2 separate regions of the Homo sapiens genome follow, and region 2 is linked to region 1. Evidence: read pairs that join two places in POLR2A ChIA-PET (ENCODE). Cell type or tissue: B cell. All regions are shown on one strand. Links, peaks and the distances in the headings refer to the core of each region. The heading gives the core; the rest is flanking DNA.

Region 1 (5,997 bases), core at 1,391-5,390:
CAGGTAGTGTCTGCAAGTCAAACCTGTGGAGGAGGGAGGGACCACCTCAGTTCTCACATCTCTCCACGTTTTCCCTCATCCCTTTTATTCTCCAAGCTCCTAGAAGAACTGGACAGGGGACTGTACACGGAACACAGCCAAAGGCAAAGGACCCATTGCATCATCTGTCACAGCACCAGCAATGATCCCGGGGGAACACTCCATGCTCCTGTTTAATAAGCCCTTTGATGTACTCCCACTGTACCTAGGGTGAAGTCCAAACACCTGAGCATGGCTTACGAGGTCCAGCCTGCAAGACTTCTGCCCAACTCTCTACCTTCTCCTGCTCCTCTCCCTACACTAAAGCCAGATTCAATTTTTAGTACCCAAGGCACTATGCTTCTCCCTCCAGGCCCTGAACTGGACTAACTCATATCTTTTCTTCAGGTCCCAGTTGAGACATTACCTCCTCTGGGAAGGCTTCCCTCATTCATCACCAAGCTCAGCTACATGAACCTCCCTATTCTCCCAAAGCTGCCTGTATACTTCTACCATCCTGGTGGTATCACTCAGTGTTACTGCACTGTTCCCAATAGACTGAGAGCTCCTTGGGTGAAGGTCTGGGCTGAACTGCCAGCACAGATGCAGTAAATTCTAGCCAAGCCAGTGGATGACTAGGGGGATGTGAGGGAGTTCTGTCAGATGACCTGGAATCTAGGGAAACCCAGGCTCCTGGGTGGAGAACTGGGTTGCCAACAGACTAGGGACCAGAGCCAGGTCAGTGGGAGCCTCACGTATGAATGGCCCTGCAGATCTCCTCAGCCGAGCGGCCAGCCTTGCGTAGGGTGATGGCCAGGTTCTTGGCACGATTGGCTTCCAACAGAGTCACCTTGCTGGCAGCTTTTTGCGCTGTCTTGTTTTTGGAGCAGATGAGGTCAAGGGCAGGGCCCTGCGCTTTTGTCTTGAATAATTCTTCAAACTTATCAAGATCCAGGTCCTGGCAGGAATAGGTGAGCAAGGAAAACGCTGTAGCCTCATACTAGTGGAGGACCTCATGACAGCCCACCCAGCATTGGCCCAGAGCTCTGTCACTCTGGAATATTTCCTGAATACAAACACAAAGTGTTGACACAACTAGAAATATACGTACACTCAAGAATGAAGGGTTGGTGGAGCTAAGCCTGGCCTCACCCTGTCTGATGGCTTTTCTAAGACCAGAATCTCCTCAAAAGGCAACCAGGTCCCTAGCCCTCAACCTTAGCCCTCTGGACCCCAGGCCCTGTTACCTCCAAGATCTTCTCATCATCAAGTTCGCTGAAGACAGTGCCACTGATCTGGTTGGGTTTCAGTGCTGTCCAGTTGAAGACAGGCAGCCGGAACTTGGTCTTGATAGGTTTCTTAATTCGAATGGCTAATTTGGAAGGAGGATCAGTGACACAGGGGCCAAGGACACACACCCCTGGTCCCACCAGCCCTGCCCAGAGCCCTGGGGATACTCACCTGACAGGCCCACTGTCAACACCACAGAGGGTGCAGCACCAGGGAGAGGTGGGGCTGGGGGACACTTGTCTGGGGGAAGAAGAAATGACACAGTGACCCAGGCGTCAAGAGACTCTTCATAGGCTTCCCTCCCCTCTGCCTGTCCCACCTTCTCTGAGAGTTAAAAAAAAAAAAAACTCTCAGAGAAGGAGCCTACATGAACTCTGCTCAAGCTGCTCCCAGAAATCTAACTCTGACAGGGCAGTTGTTGCTGGTCTCTGACCCAGTTTCTATGGCTACAGTCTAAGCCTCTCCTTGGCTGTCTTCAAAGGAATTGGGAGCAACATCTTTATGATCCTTAAAACAGGTCCACATCTGCCTTTGGGCATCCCTGTGCTGATAACTTGAGCTTCCCTCAGATTCCAGGCCTCCCTCACCCTGATTTTATATCCCTCCAAGTCCTCAGATAATGCCATTTTCCCAGCTTCTCCCTGAGGAAGACACTGCTGACTACAGTTTTGGTCCCCACAAAGAGGCTGCCCCTGTTGGCTCCCAGGGGTCGTCGTGGTTACCTGGTAATGGGGGAGGTGGAGGGGGCAAGGGCGGAGCTGGTGGTGGAGGAAGAGGCAGGACCTCCTCAGGGGGTGGGGCTGGAGCCAGAAGGTCCAGGTCGGAGGGTGGCATGCCCTCACTCAGCTCTGCAGGGCCTACTCTGGCCAGGGCCTCACTGTCCACAGACTCCAGGCCCCGGACATTTGGCTCCAAATGACATCGACGCTGAAAGGCCTCCTCCTTCTCTTTAATGAGCCTCCGCAGGGTGTGCACCTGGTGGCTTGTGTTCTCATATGTCTCCTGGCAGGCAGACAGCACCATTAAGGGAAAAGTGGGCTGAAGGCATAGTCATTGCCCCAAGAGTGAGAATTCCTACCCAGGGTTCTCTTAACGAGGGTCTCTGTCAGGGTACTCAGAGGCTCAGAGTGGCAGAAACCCAGGTGGGGGAATGAGGAAGCTGGAAGGCAGCAAAACAAAAGAGGCAAGCAGAAGCTGCCTCCCTCCGCTGGCACCCTGAAGTGTCCTCTCTGCTCCAGCCAATTCTCACTGCATGGGCCCCTCAAAGCCCAGGAAAAAAGGTTGCCCCTGTGAAACTCTCCTTAATCTACCACCGGTCTGACATAGCGGCTCTCTCCATAACCCTTTGGGCCTCATTTTGCTTTAATTTCACTTGGCCTTGTATAATGGCTCAATTGGAAGCCCCCTATAAACAAGACCCTGTCTTAACCATCTCTGTATCCTCCATAGCTCCCAATACAATGCTCAGCAGAAGCTGGGCAGATACATATTGAGCTCAACAGAGCCAGCATATATTCTTCTGAAAGAGAAAGTAGGATGGGGGCATGACTTTATAATGAACAAAAAGTCAGGAGAAAATACAGAAGAGAATGAAATATGAAGAGTACCTGCCCTGCCAATTTAGGATACCTGGTGGACATCCTAATACACAGAGCACTTGGTCACTCTGCCCCTGCTCATTAAACATGGCTGGGGGAGGAACACGGGGGTAGAGGGGAGAAAAATCAATGGGATGGGCTGGTAGGAGGAGGCCTGGGTTGGAACTCCAGAATGCTTGTGGGTGCCCCAGCTGTTCCCACCCTCTTATGTGTGTGTCTGGCTCACACTGGCCCCACCTTTCCTCTCCAACTAAAAAAATGGGGTGAAATCATCAGCCCACCCACACCTGAGTACCTCAAGGGTGAATCAAGATCTAAATCCTAGAGAACTTGATATGACTCAGGGAAAAAAAGCAGAACCCCAAGGCGCTGGAGCCCAGGATCAGTCAGGGACTGCCTTCCCCAGAGTACTTGTACCTTGATGCTCTCTAGTTCCTTCTCCCGCTGTAGCAGCTGCTTCTCTAGTTCTGCCACCCGCATCATGTTTTCATTCTCTAGGTCCAGAAGCTTCTCTGTGAGCTGCACAACAGGAAGGGCAGGTTCTGTGCTGGCCCTAAAGCCTGGGCACTCAGCACAGCCTGAACCCTAGTCAAGACCTGAGTCGGACCCCTCAACACAAGGCCACAAAGGCAGCTTAGTCAGGTGGTTCCCTTATATTCCAATAACAGATACAAGACAAAGGCCACATTCTGACTGTCTCAAGACCAATGCCACCTCATGCCCAGCCCTGGAGGTCGATGTGTATTCCAACTGGTGGATGATCCAGTGGCTCAGGCCTGAGTATGCTCTTGAGAGCCCTGGTGGGTTCTAAAGCCTCCCTGGGACTCAATCTGGAGGCAAATGGGTCAGCTCAGGATTCCTGGTTACTTGAGCTTCCATCAACAGTGGCTCTGGCAGGCAAAGGAAGACCACCTACATGGGACACATGCTCCTCCAACTCCTCCACCTTCTCCAGGGCTACATTCTTGGTCTCAGCATCCTCCAACAAACCCCCGACATCAAACACGTTGTCCAGATATGCCTGAATCTGCACCTGCAGCTTCTCGCTCTCTGTGTGCCTTGACTTCTGGGGGAAGAGCAGAGAGTAGGAGTAGTTGTAGGAGCAGGCAGATCATCAGGGGAACTTTCTGAGAAAGTCTTAGTCCTCATCCCCCTTCGCCACCACTTCCCAAAGAGTTCCTGCTGCAGGCCATGTCAGATTCTCGCCCCCATGGAGCTGCCTGACTGGGGAGTTAGCTGCAGAGGTCCTGAGTCCCAGGCTACAGAAGACAGGCAGGGTCCCAGGAGCATCAAGGATTAGGCACTTATAAAAGAAAAATCATTTGTGATACGGCTAAACTGATCCCAAAGCACCTCACCTTACAAGGACCCCAGCCAGCTCACCTGCAGGAACTCCTCTAGCCCCAGCTTGGTAAACTCATACTGCAGGTGGACCCGGAAGTTCATGTCCTCCACCGAGTGCACCACGATGTTGATGAACTGCATGCAGGCCACCTGAAGAAGAGGAGGCCCAGAGAAGCAGCAACAGGAAGGGCAGAGGAAAGGCAAGAGACCAGGAGGATAGGCGGCTGTTAGAATATCATCATCATGTGGATAATTACAGGGAGTCAATTAAAGAGTTAAGTCTTTATGGGGGCAATAAGAGTATTTTAATTTTAAAAATGTCATTTAATATTCAGTGTATAAAGACAAGTAAATTACATGAAAAACAGATGTAAGTGAAGATATAGCTATCTGATTTCCTTTGTACATCAACAGGTATTCCTCGAGACAACCTTACCTAGCCAAAGACCCTGCAGTGAGGGGAAGAGAAGCTAGAGGAAGAGCTTAGGAAAGGGAGGGCAGCTCAAAAAGGATCCAATTCAAGGACAAAAAGGCCACAGAAAAGAGGAAAAGGAGGTAGATCTGATATACACAAATGATATCCTGAAGTTTCTAAGAGCTCTCTGGGGTAGGCAGGTGGACAAGAAGCATTTGCTGAATAGAATCATTCTGGGCTCTACGTGGAATATCAAGATACGCTGTTGGCCTCACCCCTGTTGTCAAGGAACACACACACAGCCCTGGTGGGTATGTGCTGGACCCAGGCCCAGTTCCTCACCATGAAGTCAATATTGCTGTCCTCATTCCGGAAATACTCCATCAGCTTCTCAAAGCGGTGCAGCTCCTTGCATACCTGAATGAGCAAACTTTCTCAGTGAAAGGATCTGCTCCATGCAGAACCCAAGCCCCTGCGCTCTGGCTCCTAGGAACATCATGGCAAAGGACTGGTTCAGACCAAGCTTAACCACAGCTCTATATATGAAATAGGCCATTCTGGACACTATAAAAGAAAACCTGGGGCCAGGCGCGGTGGCTCACACCTATAATCCCAGCACTTTGGGAGGCCGAGATGGGCACATCACCTGAGGTTAGGAGTTCAAGAACAGCCTGGGCAACATGGTGAAACCCCATCTCTACTCAAAATACAAAAATTAGCCGGGCATGGTGGCACATGCCTGTAGTCCCAGCTACTTGGGAGGCAGAGGCAGAAGAATCGCTTGAACCTGGGAGGTGGAAGTTGCAGTGAGCTGAGATTGTGCCACTGCACTCCAGCCTGGCCACAGAGTGAGACTCCATCTCAAAAAAGAAAATAAAGAAAACTGGGACCTGCAATCTGGCTCTGGGTCTGTGGTCCCCCACCAAATTGCTGAGGGAATTCAGTAAAGCCTGTGCCCTTAAGCTGGGCTTTAGGTGCCTCTGGGGATAGGCCAAGAAGAAACATAGGGGTCTGATGCTGCCAAGTTACTAAAGGAAGGAGGGAAAGAAGGAGGAAGGGAGGAAGGCCATGCCTGAGACAGGAGGCTGCAGTCCTAGTGGGGATGCAGGGGAAGGGCCAGTGTACAGGAAAGCCCTCTCTGAGAGGGGTCTAGAGGCTCCTCTGAGCCTCTGGGCTTCAAGGAGGAAGAGCCATTTCCTGGCTTGAACAATGGATGCTAGGGAAGAGGTCCAAAGAAGAGGAAGGGGTGGGACCACCAGCTGTGGCTGGATGTCGAAGAATCCTATGTTCAAGTAGATAGGGGTTTCAGAGGCAGGCCCAGGGGCTGGGGGA
Region 2 (5,997 bases), core at 762-4,761, 490 kb before region 1:
AGACTGAGTGGGGAGCCTAGACTTCCACCCTTGCTAGGCTGTAACAAGGTGCTCCAAAGGATAGTCTTTTCTACAAATGGTGCTGGGACAACTGGATATTCACATGCAAAGGAATGTAGTTGGACTCTGCTGTGTGAATAGTGTCACCCTATCCAACATTCAGTGTCCACTTACAACCTCAGAATGTGGCCCTCTTTAGAAATAGAATCTTTGCAAATGTAGTTAGTTAAGATGGGGAATTACTGGATTAGAGTGGGCCCTAAATCTAATGACTGTCCTTATAAGAAGGCCATGTGAAGACACAGAAACATAGTGAGAATGCCCGGTAGCAACACAGGCAGAAATTGTAGTGGTGTCTACAAGGTAAGTAAGGAATGCCAAGGATTGTCAGCACCAGCAGAAGCTAGAAGAGAGGCATGGGACAGATTCTCCCTCAGAGCCTCTGGTAGGAACCAAACTTGCCAACGCCTTGATTTCAAACTTCTAGCCTACAGAACTATGAGGCAATACATTTCTTTTGTTTTAAGCCACTCAGTTTGTGGTTTAAAAGCAGCTCTGAGAAATTAATACAGACTCCTACCTCACACCATACACAAAAATTAAAATGGATCAAAGACCTAAATATAAGAGCTAAAACTATAAAACTCAGAAGAAGAAAACAGAGATAAATCTTTATTACTTTTGATTAGGTAATGCTTTCTTAGATATGACACCAAAAGCACAAGCAACAAAAGAAAAAAAATGGTAAGTCAGACTTTTTTTTTTGAGACGGCGTTTAGCTCTTGTTGCCCAGGCTGGAGTGCAGTGTTGCGATCTTGGCTCACTGCAACCTTCACCTCCTGCGTTCAAGCAGTTCTCCTGCCTCAGCCTCCCCAGTAGCTGAGATTACAGGTGTGCCACCGTGCCCAGCTAATTTTTTTTTTTTTTTCTTGAAACGCAGTCTCGCTTTTTCGCCCAGGCTGGAGTGCAATGATGTGATCGCGGCTCACTGCAACCTCTGCCTCCCGGGTTCAAGTAATTCTCCTGCCTCAGCCTCCTGAGTAGCTGGGATTACAGGTGGCCACCACCATGCCACAAGGCCCAGCCTAACTTTTTATTTATTTTACTGTTCTTTTTCTTACCTCTTAAATGAGTATTAGTTCTTTTTTATGTATATTTTTTCCTATTCATTGTCAATATTCAATATAAACTTAATTCTTTAATGTCTAGCCTTTCCATATTCCTTTTTTTTTTTTTTTTTTTGAGTTGGAGTTTCGCTCTGTTGCCCAGGCTGGAGCGCAGTGGCGTGATCTCAGTTCACTGCAAGCTCCGCCTCCCGGGTTCACGCCATTCTCCTGCCTCAGCCTCCCAAGTAGCTGGGACTACAGGTGCCCGCCACCACGCCTTGCTAATTTTGTTTTTGTATTTTCAGTACAGATGGAGTTTCACCTTGTTAGCCAAGATGGTCTCGATCTCCTGACCTTATGATCCCCCTGCCACAGCCTCCCAAAGTGCTGGGATTACAGGCGTGAGCCACCACGCCCAGCCAGCCTTTCCGTATTCTACTTTTTTATTTGTTTGTTTTTTAGAGACACTGTCTCAATCTGTGGCCCAGGCTGGATTGCAATGGGGCAAACAAAGCTCACTACAGCCTCAAATTCCTGGGTTCAAGTGATCCTCTCACCTGAGCCTCCTCAGTACCTGGGACTACAAGTGTGTGCCACCACACCAAGCGAATTAGTTTTTGTAGAGTTAGAGTCTCCCTATGTTGCCCAGGCTGGTCTCTAACTCCTGCACTCAACTGATCATCCTCCCTCTGCCTCCCTAAGTGCTGGGATTATAGATGTGAGCCACCTTGCCCAGTCTGTGAGGTTTAGTTGGAGCCTCAACTTTTTGATGAGGCAGGCCTCTTATTATATTTATAACTTGGGGTGGGCCCTGGACTTTACCTAGCACCTAGGCTGGGCGTGGTGGCTCACATCTGTCATCCCAGCACCTTAGGAGGCCGAGGCAGGAGGATCGCTTAAACCCAAGAGTTCGAGACCAGCCTGGGCATCAAAACGAGAACCTGTCTTTACAAAAAAAAATTTTTAAATTAGCCAGTCATGATGGTGCTCAGCTACTTGGGAGGTTGAGGCAGAAGGGTCACTTTAACACAGGAGGTCAAGTCTGTAGTAAGCTGTGATCGTGCCACTGCACTCCAGCCTGGGTGAAAGAGTGAGACCCTGTCTCAAAATAAATAAACAAACAAACAAATAAAATACTCCAGCACCTATAAGGTTGTAGAGAAAATGGCATTAGTGTTCCACTCCCTTCTGGTTTAAAGGTTCCTTACTATCTTGTCACCTTTTTAATGCTTTTAAGAAAATTATTTTATCTAGCAATTTTAATTTTTATTGGAAGGCATATCAAGATATCTGGCCCACCATATTATTCAAAACCCAGAATTCTGTCATTTTTTAAAAACAGATGATGGTAAGCATCAAGTTACTGTGTGTTTAGATTACATTAGATGTAACAGAATGGTGTAAGTTTTACTGTAAAACATCAATATTTACAACATGCTTCTTTTGGGGGACGGGGGAGATAGGGTCTTGCTCTGTTGCCCAGGCTTAAGTGCAGTAATTCAATCATGGCTCACTTCAGTCTTGACCTTCTGGGCTTAAGCAATCCTCCTACCTCAGTCTCCTGAGTAACTGGGACTACAGATGCATGCCACCATGCCCAGCTAATTTTAAATTTTTTTGTAGATACGGGGTCTTGCTGTGTTGCCCAGGCTGGTCTCAAACTCCTGGGCTCAAGTAATCCTACCACCTTGACCTCACAAAGTGCTGGGATTACAGGTGGGAGCCACCATGCCTGGCCACAATATGCTTAAAATTACATTATTTTACACTACGTATGTATATATCTCCACACATATACATATATGTGTGTGTATATATATATATACACACATATATATCCTGGGCTCAAGAGGTCCTCCCACCTCAGCCTCCTGAGTAGCTGGGAAGACAGGCAAAGCTACTTGTTTTCTTACATTTTGTAGAGATGTAGTCTCAGCTGGTCTTCAACTCCTGGCCTCAAGTGATCCTCCTGCCTCAGCTTTTACCGTATTTAAACTTAACTTGAAGAATTTTAGATATCAACTTAAAAATGACTGGAGTTACATAGTTTAATTTCTTTTTTTTAGGTGATAAGCAAAAATGTAAAGAACACTGATACAGAGAAATGGTCACATAGCCCGGACATGGTGGCTCATGCCTGTAATCCCAGCACTTTGGGAGGCCAAGGCAAGTGAATCACTTGTGGTCAGGAGTTTGAGACCAGCTTGGCCAACATGGTGAAAACCTGTTTCTACTAAAAGTACAAAAATTAGCCAGGCATGGTGGCAGGCACCTACAGGTGCCAGCTACTCAGGAGGCTGAGGCAGGAGAATTGCTTTAACCCGGGAGGCAGAGGCTGCAGTGAGCCGAGGTTGAGCCACTGTACTCCAGCTTGGGCCACAGAGTGAGACTCCATCTAAAAAAAAAAAAAAAAAAAGAGATATGGTCACATAATCCAATTTCATAAGAAAATATGTACACTCAGCTGGGCGCAGTGGCTCACACCTGTAATCCCAGCACTATGGGAGGCCGAGGTGGGTGGATCACGAGGTCAGGAGATCGAGACCATCCTGGCTAACACAGCGAAACCCCGTCTCTATTAAAAATACAAAAAAAATAGCCAGGCGTGTTGGCGGACGCCTGTAGTCCCAACTACTCGGGAGGCTGAGGCAGGAGAATGGCATGAACCCGGAAGGCAGAGCTTGCAGTGAGCCGAGATGGCGCCACTGCACTCCAGCCTGGGCGACAGAGCAAAACTCAATCTCAAAAAAAAAAAAAAGAAAAGATGTACAATCATCTAGTCTCATGACTTTAAATATCTATATACTGGTAGCTCCCAAATTTGTATCTTCTACCCAGGCCTATTTTCTGAAACACATATCCACATGCCTACTCTACATCTCTGATTGGATGCCTAATAGGCATCCTAAATTTATCATGTCCAAAACAGAACTCTTGAATTCTACTCCACTCCAGTCCACACACTCACATACAGACCACTCCTTTCTTCTCCCAGGATTCTCCATCTGAGTAAATGTTACCTTTATTCACCCAGTTGCTTAGCCCAAAGACCTCTGAGTTATCCTTGACTTCTCTCTCTCACTCTCCTGCTCTAATATTTATCATCTAACGCATCAGCAAATCTTGTCAGCTCTACTTAACAAAACATAACCTGAATGTCTGCCATCTTTCTCTCAGACACTAAAATAATCTACTTCTTACTGCTTTCCTTGTTCTATTCTTGCTGTCTCTTTTTAAAAGTGATCCTTTTTTTTTTTTTTTGAGACCGGAGTTTCACTCTTGATGCCCAGGTTGGAGTACAATGGCGTGATCTCCAGCTCACTGCAACCTCTGCCTCCCGGGTTCAAGCGATTCTCCTGCCTCAGCCTCCTGAGTAACTGGGATTACAGGCGCATGCCACCACGCCTGGCTTATTTTTGTATATATTTTTAGTTTTATTTTTTTTTTTTTGAGATGAAGTCTCACTCTGTTGCCCAAGCTGGAGTGCAGTGGCACAGTCTCGGCTCACTGCAACCTATACCTCCCGGGTTCAAGTGATTCTTCTGCCTCAGCCTCCCGAGTAGCTGGGACTACAGGTGCGCACCACCATGCCCAGCTAATTTTTGTATTTTTAGTAGAGACAGGGTTTCACTATGTTGACCAGGCTTGTCTTGAACTCCTGACCTTGTGATCTGCCCACCTCGGCCTCCCAAAGTGCTGGGAATACAGGTGTGAGCCACTGCACCCAGCCTATTTTTGTATTTTTAATAGAGATGAGGTTTCACCATATTGTCCAGACTGGTCTCGAGCTCCTGACCTCAGGTGATCTGCCCGCCTTGGCCTCCCAAAGTGCTGGGATTACAGGCGTGAGCCACCACGCCCAGCCTAGAAGTAAATCTTAATGACGCTAAGTTAGGCAAAGGCTTCTTAGGTATGACACCAAAAGCATAAGTAACAAAAGAAAAAATAGATACATTTGACCTCATCACAATTAAAAACTTCTTTGCTTCAAAAGACACACTATCAAGAAAGTAAAAAGACAACCCACAAAATGAAGAAAATATTTGCAAATCATATATCTGTAGTGTTATATATTGGTTTTCATCTATGGTTCTTGGCTCATAACTTCCATATCCCTCTTTACAGTCTTTTGTTAGAATGTTGGGTGTGTTGAGCCTCAGGGCAGGCATCTGATGTTCTCCTGCCCTCTGTTCATGCTAATCTTCCCCGACCTTTTTTTCTTTCTTTCTTTTTTATTTTAAGATAGGTTCTCACTCTGTCATCCAGGCTGGAGTGCAGTGTTGTGATCTCGGCTCACTGCAACCTCTGGCTCCTGGATTCAAGCAATTCTCCTGCCTTAGCCTCCCGAGTAGCTGGGATTACAGGCACGCGCCACCACGCCTGGCTAATTTTGTATGTGTTTTTTTAATTAGAGATGGGGGTTTCACTGTGTTGGCCAGGCTGGTCTCGAACTCCTGGCCTCAGGTGATCTGCCCACCTCAGTCTCCCAAAGTGTTGGGATTACAGGCGTGAGCCACCAGGTCCAGCCTAATCTTTCCCGACCTTTCTGATTGTAGGTCTTAATACCCTCCCATGAGAGTGTCCCACCCTATAACCTGGGAGAAGGAATGCTGATGTCTTTAAGCTTCTGTAAAAACCCAAGATGACAGGGCTCAGTGAGCTTCCAGACAGCTGAACACATGGAGGTTACTGGAGGGTGGTGCGCCCAGGGAGGGGATGGAAGCTCCACACCCCTTCCCCCATACCTCACCCTACCTATTCTTTTTATCGGTATCCTTTGCAATATCTTTTATAATAAACTGGTGAATGTGTCTCCCTGAGTGTTGTGAGCTGCTCCAGCAAACTAATCGAACCCAAAGAAGGGGTCATGGGAGCGTCAACTTGAAACCAG

The links. Peaks named below come from ENCODE experiments on the same cell type or tissue, not always from the same donor. Only the 100,000 strongest peaks of a DNase experiment are listed, where the experiment ranks them.
Region 2: POLR2A ChIA-PET joins it to region 1 with 5 read pairs; 2 of 35 experiments call an interaction of 5 or more read pairs at or near these places.

What each region holds. Positions count from the first base shown.
Region 1 is chr12:49,649,903-49,655,899 of GRCh38, forward strand. It overlaps FMNL3 (formin like 3), which reads right to left. Exons shown (of 26, transcript NM_175736.5): 10 at 5,008-5,082; 11 at 4,290-4,400; 12 at 3,823-3,972; 13 at 3,324-3,425; 14 at 2,031-2,310; 15 at 1,480-1,548; 16 at 1,266-1,390; 17 at 774-976; 18 at 1-23. Among named protein-coding and RNA genes, the nearest start is that of PRPF40B, 29 kb to the left of the region's middle. In B cell, for the core only: no CTCF peak of the experiment used is centred there; no DNase peak of the experiment used is centred there; H3K27ac peaks cover 925 bases.
Region 2 is chr12:49,162,640-49,168,636 of GRCh38, forward strand. No RefSeq gene overlaps it. Among named protein-coding and RNA genes, the nearest start is that of TUBA1A, 23 kb to the right of the region's middle. In B cell, for the core only: no CTCF peak of the experiment used is centred there; no DNase peak of the experiment used is centred there.